Regions from separate parts of the Mus musculus genome. Here region 2 is linked to region 1. Evidence: chromatin loops called from intact Hi-C (ENCODE). Cell type or tissue: left cerebral cortex. All regions are shown on one strand. Links, peaks and the distances in the headings refer to the core of each region. The heading gives the core; the rest is flanking DNA.

The links. Peaks named below come from ENCODE experiments on the same cell type or tissue, not always from the same donor. Only the 100,000 strongest peaks of a DNase experiment are listed, where the experiment ranks them.
Region 2: it touches region 1 in a loop (4-fold over the local background); 1 of 42 quality-filtered maps calls a loop at or near these places.

What each region holds. Positions count from the first base shown.
Region 1 is chr6:48,013,923-48,019,532 of GRCm38, reverse strand. It overlaps a transcript of Zfp777 not described here. Among named protein-coding and RNA genes, the nearest start is that of Zfp777, 31 kb to the left of the region's middle. In left cerebral cortex, for the core only: a CTCF peak has its summit at 3,120 (motif pointing left); a DNase peak (open chromatin) is centred at 3,178; H3K4me3 peaks cover 576 bases.
Region 2 is chr6:47,917,485-47,923,094 of GRCm38, reverse strand. Zfp212 (Zinc finger protein 212) reads right to left here and starts at 2,527. Exons shown (of 5, transcript NM_145576.2): 1 at 2,346-2,527. The coding sequence starts at 2,369. Gm52899 (a long non-coding RNA gene) reads left to right here. Exons shown (of 3, transcript XR_003956427.1): 3 at 1-653. In left cerebral cortex, for the core only: a CTCF peak has its summit at 2,569; a DNase peak (open chromatin) is centred at 2,540; H3K4me3 peaks cover 1,815 bases; H3K27ac peaks cover 1,515 bases.

The DNA of each region.
Region 1 (5,610 bases), core at 1,607-4,106:
CCTTTTCCCTAACCAAGATCGAGTAGGTGCTGCCCACTCATTGGAAGAGGACTCTGAGAAGACGGCCAGTTTGCATGTTTGGCACAATAATGGCCGTGGTGATGTGAGCTACACTGTACACTGAGGTGAGTGAGAGGTTCTGTCTGAGGTTGTCACCTTAGAGGCCCTTTGTGCAGGGATCACAGCAGCAGTTGCAGGAAGGAGATTCCTATAAGAAGACACCACCTAGTAAAGTGCCACACACTCTGCCTGCTGCAGGACAGTGCTACATCCCTCCAAACATGAATAGGAACAACTTGGAACTTATGCTCTTCCTGACAGCCTCCAGCGTAACTAGGATTACAGATGCCACCAGGCCTGGGTCAGAATCACTTTAAGACCAACACGCAACCTGTCCTTTATTTACAACTACGAAAACTATGCTCACAAAGAATTAAAATTGACTAAATCCAGACAACTTCCAAAACTAATTTCAAAAAAAAGCAAACGGGGTGGAACTAGTCGGCATGTCTCAGTAGGAAGTTTGACAAACAAACTCCAACTCCCAGATTCCATAGTGGAAGTACAGAAAATCCTGTTCTAAAGGGCTGTCCTCTGTCCTCCACCATGGTACATACACACACACAAATAACTCTGGAACTATGGCATTGATTTTTCCATGAAAGGTTAATTTAAAATTACAGGATTCCATGATCTAATTTTCTGCACATATATGTTTATAAATTCTAAATCCTAAGGACAGGGGTCAGACCCAGAGTCTTATGCTAAGAAAGTGTTCTTCTCATTTTGCCACCATTCAATATCTCTGATGGTTCCTGTGTGCCAAGTGTGTCTGTGACAGGATCAAGTAGGTTTTCCTTACTGAGGAAACTTTTTGTTTTTTGTTTTTCGAGACAGGATTTCTCTGTGTAGCCCTGGCTGTCCTGGCACTCACTCTGTAGACCAGGCTGGCCTCGAACTCAGAAATCTGCCTGCCTCTGCCTCCCAAGTGCTGGGATTAAAGGCATGCACCACCACGCCTGGCCTGAGGAAACTTTTAAGTGAACAAACAACTTATTTTCCTGCTGATCAATTTCATTCCTAATCATGACAGAAGAAATATGCATTAGCTACCATCTGGCATGAGGACTTGTAGCCATTTTCAGACCTGTGATGTCGACATGAAGTGTGTCACTAGGAAGAGCCTGCTGCCCCTCTCCCTTTTAAAGACGGCCTCATGGAGCGCAGGTTTGTGGAGAGCTCACTGTGGATGGAAGGATGACCGTCTGCCTCATCTCCCAAGGGCTGGAACAACCAAATTCAAGACACAAAGCTTTATCAACTATATGAAGATGGGCCAAATCTGCAGCTCAGTTTTTCTGCACTTTGTCAGTGTTCCAAACTTTTGTTTGCAGCCTCTAAGTCCCTTGTTTAAATGGAACCATTTAAATAGTAGCGCATCCTTCCTGCTGGCCACTGTCTGCCTGGCCTTCTGGACTACCAAGAGAGAAGCTTGCTTTAAATCTAAGGTTCTGACCAAGCACCTGTGACTCTTAACATTTCCCAGTCTCAAACCAAGCTCTGGATGTCTAATTTATTCAGTGACACTTGCCATAGTTACCTCATTCCTGGATGGAGCGAAGTTTCTTAACTTTAATTTCCTTTCAGGTTTCACATGCTTGGCAGATATTCCTATCAGAAGATGATAAGTCCCCATAAACTCACCAGGAAAATCTCAGAAGCCAAAACTCACCAGGAATTCCTGGAAGGCTTTGGAAATGACAGCACAGATGTCCTTAAAGGATCCATTATAATTTCAGCACATGCTCCCACTGCCTTTTCCAGGGAAGAATCGGGGACCTTGCCTCATACCTTGTAAGCATCCTGGAGAGGCTATACTGCCCTGGGATTACAGGTACCTCCTAGGGGTAGCACTTAGTGGCCATCATGCGTTTGATTTCCCTACAGATGGGGACAGCTTTTACTTACTTTGTACTTGCTCTGGAGTCTGACACCCAGGCTTATCAATCTCATGGATAAATATGTTACATGTCAACAATGATAAAAACTTGGCCTCGTGGGAACAGATTTTTGGTTTTTTTAAACAGGATGGAACTAGGTAGCCCTGACTGGTCTGGAACTTGCTATGAAGAAGACTAGGCTAGCTTCAAACTTACAGAACCCTGCCTCTTCCTCCCAAGCTCTCAAGACCACCATGCAACACCACCTTCCCAATCAGAAATACTTTCTTAATTATAGACAATCCCAAACCAGTGCCCTGTGTGGGGGCACAGCAATGTCAGTGTTCAGGAGGCTGAGGCCAGCATGTGCTCTACAGAGGCCAGCCAGGGCTATAGCAAAAGTCTGCCTCAATAAACAAACAAAAAATCTAAAACTTTTAAACGATACTATCTTTTAGTATGCATTCACTCCAGTAATGCCTCTCATATTTAGCCCACGTACTCGGTAGCGTCTCCAGGCCCCTGCCAAACCCTCCAAATGGGTGCCTGCTATGTGAGAGAAAGGTACGTAGAGGTCTCATGAGGAATCCAAAGACAGGCAGGCTGAAAGCGAGACCTAAGGAAGATGGTGTGGTGTGCCTCCCGGTACCAAGGACCCCACTCCACCTTTCGAACTGAGCATAAACTGCTGGAATCCGGAATAAGCCAGGCTTTGGGACTCTGGTTTCAGATGCCTGGCTTAGCTGTCTGGCCACTCTCTCTGGCACGATTAGAAGCTCTGACCTTGGGAAAGATCTCCCTACCCCATCATCTAACCCCTTCCAGAGGGGGCAAGCCCTTCAGACGCCCAGAGAACCCCCAGAATGGCCCATCTCTTCTGCCCCAAGGACTTTTAAAGAAACCTCTCAAATCCCAAACACGTGTGTGGCAGTGAGACAACGAGCCAAGGCTCCAAAAAGCCATCCTATTTTCTAATCCCCGAACAGTATTTTTTGGGTTCTATATTTATATTTTCAATAAATGTAAATAGATCATTGTTTATACCTTTAAACCAATTTTAATGGTGTAAATTCCAAATGTCCTTCCTCCCAGCATCTTCTCCCTGGCCTCCATAGGCCTGGCACACTACCTAAGCTCCTGCAGGCCCCCACCACGTCGGGCTGTGCTGGCCGTTGTGCTGCCCCCTGGCGGCCAGCACCGAGAGGGCCTCGGAGGCCGGCGCCCACCTGGCTGTTGGTGGCCGCTCTAGGAATGTGAGGGGGGGGGGGGGCTCTCGGTGGTGGTGGTGGCGCAGGCGGTTTCCGCGCGCCCAGTCCCCGCGCCACGCCCAGGGGTGGCTGGCCCCAGAAAGGCCAGCCCCAACCTCCTCGCCAGCAGCCTGCCCTTCCCACTGCAGCGATGCCTCAACGCCAACTTTTTTTTTTTTTCTCTGCACCCTCGGGGCAGCACGGCCTTGTTCCCTGGGGTTTGTGCTGCGGGTTCTTTCTCCAAATCCCCAAGCAAACACAATTGTGCATACACCAAGGCGAGGCCTCAGGAATTTGCAGGTGATAATAGATACCGAGACTTACTCCCAACCGAGTGCTCAAACCAGTTGCAGAGAAGAAAGCCAAAAGCGAGGAGAAAGGAATGAAGAAGTTCACGGTCCTTTAAGGTTTATGTTTAAAAAAAAATGTGTATGTGCCTTTGAGCATGTGTGTGCACATGAGTGCAGCTCCCAAGGCCAGAGGCACCCAATCCCCTGTTGTAAACTGAGCTTCAGTTCTCTGCAGGAGCAGCAAGCTCTCGTGGTTTTTGTTTGTTTTTAACATTTATTTTATGTGTACGAGTGTGTTGCCTGCATGTTTACATGTGTACCACAACGGTCAGAACAAGATGTTGGGTCCCTTGGAACTGGAGGTATGGATACACCTTATGAGAGAGACACTGTGTGGGAACTGGGAACTGAACCCAGGTCTTCTTAATGGGTCAGCCATCCTCCAGACTGTCTTTTGAGAGGAAGGTCTTACTATATGGACCTGGCTGGTGACCTCACATTTTCATCATCCTCCTGCCTCAGTCTTCCAACTGCTGCATCACCACACCCACCGGTTCTCTCACAATTTTGGAGAAAGTCTAAGTTCAATGTGGGACAGATAGGTCCTTTCTGGATGTGTTAGTCTGAGTGCTGCCTCTGTGCCCAACTGAGCTTCCACTTTGCCCCATTCTTATCTTTGAAGACAGGGTGCCTGTAGGCCAGAAGTCTTTCCTTAGGTGAGCCATCAGGAACTACTATTTAAAAGATGGTTGACGGAATGACCACTAGTCACCCTGTGAGTTCATCATAAATCCTGTTTGCATGCTAAAGAACACACCATCCTTTGCCATAACAACAATTTCCATAGCTATATTTGCAAAGAACCACTAATAGGGATGAGGTAGGAAAGAGAAAGAGTCGTCAAAATTCCCGGCAAATCTCCCATTCTCAAAAAGCACACTACCATTCTCCTTTGAGCCCACCTGCCCCCATTTCCTTTACTCTCTAGCTTCCTAGACACCAAGAATTTATTATGGGGTTTATCTCCCACATCTCCTATTCTTGGATAATAATAAAGGACTCACTACTCAGGCTTCATATTGGTTCCACAATTCCTAGAGGGAAAAAGGACCCAGTTTAGGTACAGAAACCTGCAGCCTTGGTAATGAATCTGCTCTCTGCCTGCCTCTTATGCTTCTGATGATGGCTCAGCAGTGCTTGGCTGTAGACCCACCAGCTTCAGCAGCAGACTCTTTGGTTTCCACGGGAGGCCCCTACAGGCTTTACATGGAAAATTTTCCCCGTGAGGGAAAATCAAGCTCGGTTTACCTGACTTAGGTAACCTGTGCTGGGCCAGGACTTCTCAGAGTCCGATATCCGCTCACTTAATGTTGCCATATCTAAGCATAGCACAATTTTGGGAAAAGTTTTCAGATATAAACTCAGCCCAGAGAGTACAACAATGCTTAAGACGTGTTTTCATGGACCCTCTCTACAAAGTACCTGTGGCTTCATGCTTAAGATGGGTTTTGGTTGCCTTAGAAGCAATACCCAAGATAAGGGTCTAGGGAGAATTCTCTAGGGAAAATGGCTGAGATAAACACAGCCCCTGTGGGAGTCAGGATTTGGCCCTAAGAGAGCATAGAAGTCACTTTAAAGTACAAATAACATCTCTCATAAGGGTGAGTTTTATGGCCTAGAAATAATGTTCAAGGTTTTAGGGAAAAGGGGTCTGGGATAAGTAAAACATAAATTCTGATAGATACGCACACATAGAGCCCAGCTCATCAGACAGCAAAGGATCAACAGGCTGTAAACTGTATTGATTCTCAGCATTCCAGGAGGAAGACAGGTTAAACATCTCTTTCCTATGAAGGTGGCTGGTAGCTTAACTTTCCCGGCTTCTTCTGTGCTTGTCTGTGTGGACCAGCACTCTCTGCCCTCTGCACCACCTGTAGGATCCTGAAGAGTAAGATAGAGCTGAGATCATTGACCTATGTCAGAGCTGGTCCCAGAGGTGAGCTCCAGTTATCTAAGCCCTTGGGAGATAGAGGCACCAGAATCAGGGATTCAGTCATCCTCATCTACATGGTTAGATGAAGGCAAGCTTGTGTTTCATGAAACCCTGTCTCAAAACAAAAGAATCTCAGAAAA
Region 2 (5,610 bases), core at 1,241-3,740, 96 kb after region 1:
AACAGAATCTTCAACAGAAGAGATGTGTGAGAATACAAATATTTTCAAAATATGTTCAAAAACAGTTGAAATAAATTCTACAATGTCAGGACGATTAAGTTCAAGTGTAGTCTGAGATCTTGGTGGACCTTTCCTGCTTCCTCTCAGTGAGCTCTGTTGGTGATCACTAGGCTGGGCACGGCCAGGAAAGGAGTGGGTTGGCTTTCTCACTTCACTTTAGTGCTAATAGGAACCTACCTAGAGAAAACACTTATTTTACAGGCTGCATCTGGGTCTCAAGGGAGCCAGGTGCAGAAACACCATAAGCACCAGAGTCATGTTTTCTGTGAAGTGGTAACTCCTTGAGAAGAAACACAGAAAATCCTCCAGTCCATCCATTCTAATTAGTTCTTACCCACTTCCTAGAATAAGCATAGTGAATTTCAATCAAGGCAAAACTCTCAACACAAATTTTACTGCATCTCTTTTTCACGAAAAGATCTCAGGATTCCCAAAGTATTTCTGGACCCAAAAAGCCAAGATGCACAACGATAGGCCGCCCACTGGTACTGTCCAGGAGTCTGGAAATGAGACACTTCTAGGGGTCTGGACAGTGTTTGTTTTCTCTGCCAGTTAAAGAATTAAAAGGCGGGAAAAACTCAAGCCCCCCAGGTACCATCAAAAAAAAAAAAAAAAAAATCTCAAACACTACTGACAGAATCCACAGTTGAAGAAAAGTGTTTCCTGGGAGTGAGGAAACACATATGCAGCAGACAGAGAAAAAGATATTCTGCAAAGCAGGGGAGGGGGAACTCAGGAAGCTACCAGATCTGGGAGGCTGGAGCTTCATCCTCTAATTTAGAGCTGTTCAGGTGAAGATGGCTGATTGCTCATAGTTGTTGTGCAATAGGCCATGAACTTGTAGAGCTAGTCCATCAGCAGGGGACCTGCTGGTGGGAGACAAAAGACTAAAAAGCCTTTGCTTTAAGCTGCCAGTCTTGCCTCAAGTCAGGAGCATCAGGAAGATAATGTCCATCTTGGAAATCTGTCTGCCTAGCCAAGGCCTCTCTCCCTATCTGCTTACCCTGCAGGGGGTCTGTTTAACTCCTGGTCTCTTATTTACACCTGGATGCACAAGTAGGATTGCTCCAAGTTCAGAGCCAGCCTGGTCTACCTAACTGGTTCCAGGCAGCCAGGGCACAAAGTAAGACCTTATTTTGAAAGATTAAAAAACAAAAACTAAACAAAACAAAAAGACAAGAAAAATACTTATGCCTGTAATATCTGCAAGTTGGGAGTCAGAGGTAGGAGTTTACAGTCATTCTCAGATAGGCTAGGCTGGGGCACATGAGAGTTTGCCTCAAAGCACAACCACTACCAAACAAACCCCAGCAGAATGACTTACACCTGTAAACTTAGCACTGGGGAGGCTGAGTCGGGAAGATTGTCATCAGCTTAAGGACAGCCTGTGAGGCTCTGTCTCAACAGTGAAAAGCCAGTTCAGGTCCATCTATCCTATTTTCCTATGTTAACCTCTACTGTGACACAGTATGAGGAGACTGGAGCCAGAAAAAAAAAAACGTAAAAATGCTTACAAGGAACTCAACATTCTCAATTCAAGTTAAGGAGACAAAGGCCTAGAGAAGTGAGCATAGACTGCCTTCCGAAGACCATGCACTGAATATATAGATAGATGAACGCTGAGTTACGGAAGATATTCCTCAAACCAATTTTCAGTGTCTTCACATTCTCTGAAAAGAGAGACAGCTGGAAGAGGCGGTAAGCGGATAACAATGCGCACCCACAGTTTTGTAAAAACAAAACAAAACAAAAAACAAGCAAGCAAACAAACAAAAACAGCAAATACACCAGTCCCCAAGGAGAGAAGGCTTCAACCTGTGGCTGCAAACTCAGTACAGATAGCTATGGCAGAACATGGCAACCGGAGCAGAGCCCCACTGGTCGGAGAGAAGCCCTAAGTCCTGGGGTCTTCCGTAGCTGAGCTCAAAGGCAACAACCCAAACCCAGGGTTTTATCCCGCGCCTTCACTCCAACTCAGAAAACGAGTCCCTAGTTGGCACGAAGCAGGAAAATATGTGGGCGCAGTCACAAACAATTCAAAAAGCCTCGCAGAAGTTTCTGCGGAAAGACGCAGAGCATCCGGGCTCTGAGCCTGACGCAGAAGGACCCAGGGAGCAAGCGAGCGGGCGGGCGGGCGGAGGGCGAGGGTACCGGGAGGGAAGTCAGCATCCGCCGGCGCCAACGGCCGCGGAGGAAACCAAGCCTGCGACCGAGCGCCTCAAGCCCCGCCCCGGGCAGGGCGCTGTCTCCCCCAAGGCCCTCCCGAGCCGGCCGGAGCACCTTACCCGAGTAGGCGTCGACTCCGCCATGGTCGCAGTCGCCCCACAACACCGACTGGCGGGATACTGCTCGAACTGTACGCCGCTCCGCCAGACGTCCTCACCCTCCTGGAAGCCGCCGCCGCCGCCGCCGCCGCCGTGTTGATACAAGGTGCATTCTGGGAGCGCTCCCCACCCCCAAGAAGAGCGGCAGCGGCTCCTCCTACCGCGCGGTATTTCTGTTGCGCCACTGTGCTCCTGGAAGGGGAACAGCAGCCTGGAAATTCAGTCATTGAGTGTGGGGTGTAAGCGTAAGGATTCTCAAAATCAAGAGCATTTTCTGAATTTGAGTCCTGCACTCCGCGAAATGCTTTAAGAGATTCAAATATGTGCAAGTTTAAAAAGGCGCGGGAAGGAGAGAGAGAGAGAGAAAGGCGTAGGGAGGAGAGCGTGGGGACTAGTAGAAAAGGAGGCTAATGGGGGTGGATGTGAACACCATACGTTCTGGACTTGCATGCAATTGTCAAAAATAAAAATAATTTTTAAAAAATGTGTACAAATGTGTACACCCTTTTCTGTGAGGGAAGAACACAGCTGAAGCTAAAGAAAAGGTGAATTCTCATAGGCAAGTGATTTTCTTCCATGCTCACCTATGACTTGGCTTTTTCTGGTCAATCCATTATAGAGTGTTAATTATGGTAATCACTTGCATTGCAGAATTCAAGATAGCCTTAATCACAAATAATTAACCTAGTCCTCACCGGGCAGTGATGGCTCATGCCTTTAATCCCAGCACTTGCGAGGCAGAGGTGGATGGGTTTCTGAGTTCGAGGCCAGCCTGGTCTACAGAGTGAGTGCCAGGGCTAGAAACCCTGTCTCAAAAAAACTAAATAAATAACCTAGTCCTCATGCCAGGGTGCCAGGGTATTAGAGGCAATGTGTTCTGCATTCTGGCTTGGAAACATCTGGCCACATCATTACCACCCCAGCGCTCAGGTGTTTGAGGCCAGCCTCAGCTATATAGTGAGTTTTTGACTAGCCAGAAATATCTAAAGAGACATTGATCCAAACAACACCCCCAAACCCAGTACTTGCAGTACTCAAATGCCTCATTTCCATTACATTGTCCTGGACATGCTGAGTGAGAATGACATGAGTTTCCACTAAGTGTGAATAGCTTCCTCTAAGAATTCAAGTACTCTCACTAGACTGGTCCCTTCTTCATTTTTCTGCAAATGATCCCTGTCTACACTGACTACAACTAACAACTTTCTCTAGAACCCAAGCCGATGGCCTGCTGAAAAAAAAAATTCTCAGCATCTGTTTTAACAGGCACTTAAAAACCTACATTTATATTAAAATAATAATAATTTTTTTAAAAGCGCTGACTCATTTAAGCCCCCCACAGCAGTCTGGGTGTGTCTGTGCCTTCATTTTATCTTTGTTTGTTGCCTTTGTTTGGATCAAATTCCTGCTTGACTCCATAACCGTGTCAATCAGTTGAGTGTGTCTACTTGTCCCATCTCATCCCCTTTCAAGCTGAAGGCAGAGGTAAGTCATTGTCCTGAACCAGCAGTCACCTTGAATCCCTGGAAGAGCAGAGTGTAAAGGATAGATCATGTCTCAGATAAGGGCAATTATCCTTGTGTGTGAAGCTGTACCCTGGAGCAGACCTCATCTTGTAAGAACCAGATGGATCCTCTTAAGCAATTCAATGGCAGCAAGAAGGACTTCTAATCACTTCACAGAATCAGAACTGGGACAGCGATCATCTAGACCATTTATTGACCAAGACAGCTTAATTACGTGACAAGGACTAGCCTCAGCTTGGAGAGGTGTTCTGAGTGGAGGAGTGTCTGGGAACAGTGAAACAAATGACTCAAAGTCAAATTGTGGGTCCAAGCTGACGGCCTATGTTCTGCTGTGGATGGCTTTCCAGACCTCTCTATGTGTTCAAGACAGCTTTTCAGAACACTCCCTGTGTTCTTCTCTGCTTGAGACAGCTTTTTCTTGCTAGTCTAAAAACTCTCTGGATAGCTCATCACTTGCAGATCAAAAACCCAGTTTTTTATTTACCTATCAATTCAGTCGCTCCCTTTTTATTATCCCATGAATCGGCATCCAATGACCCCAGCCCCTCAATTCTTCTAGAAAGAGAGAGCAAGCACAAGCACAGACAATAAGATATCTGGGTGGGACCCAGAACTCTGCCTTGAAACTTCCATCCCTACTAATAGGCCAAATCTTTTAAGTTTAGACCTCATTTTAGAGAACCTGATCTAAGTTTAAGTTCAGGTAAACTAACAGGCTCTTCTCTAGCATTAGTTTCCAAGTTGCCCCTCCAACAAAACCGGAGCCCAGCTCCTGTCTCTAGGCTAATCCCCAACAAGACCAGCATCTCCAAGTTATTCCCCCAACAAACCTGCACCCCCAGGTTACACCCCCTGCCTAACAATGACCAGTGCAGAGGGGGGCAGAAATTAAGCTTATGATATGACTCCCAGCACCAGCCAATTATGTTAAAGGCTACAGCAGCTTTCCAACTAGATACTTGCACACTTACCCCCTGCTTGTTGCTTACTATAAAGCCTTGCCTTGATAGATATTCGTGAAGGCAGTGTGCTGACGGAGGGGGGGGGGAAGCTAGCGCAAATAAAGACCTTGCTGTGAGTTACATCAGATCAGCTCCTGACTATTTTTGGGGGGATCACTAACATTTCCCTTGCACTACCACTCCTGGGTCTGAACCTAGATTTTCTTTGTCCCAGACTGACCTTGAACTCAGGAATCTACCTACCTTTGTATCTGCTTGTCTTTGTGACTTTCTGACAAGATGGCTCATAGTGCAGCTGACTCTGTTCCTTTAGATCTGTGAAGATCCTTATATAATTCATATTGCATCCTATGTTTTGCATAGTTGAGGTATTATATATTTTTGTGCTCATGTTTTCAGCATTTTCCCCACAGCCTTAAGGGCTGTCCTGAAAGTCAGTGTTCTACTGTTGTAACCCCCAAATTACTGGTACTAGAGAGACTTCAGTGTTTTAGAGACAGTTTGCCTCTGTGTTCCCCATCAGAGACTCCCATCCTCCCTCCCCCTCCCCTAGTGTTAGAATGGCACTCAACACTCCTCCTGATAAGCAGCAAAACTCCTGGAGACCTTAGAGAAATAACAAGCTCAAGGGAGACCGTAGAAAACAAGATAGACAGAGGTCAGGTCACAGACAGACTGGCCATAAAATTAGTCCTTGAACAGATACCCACCCTCTACTCCCCTTTCCTGTAAATATTC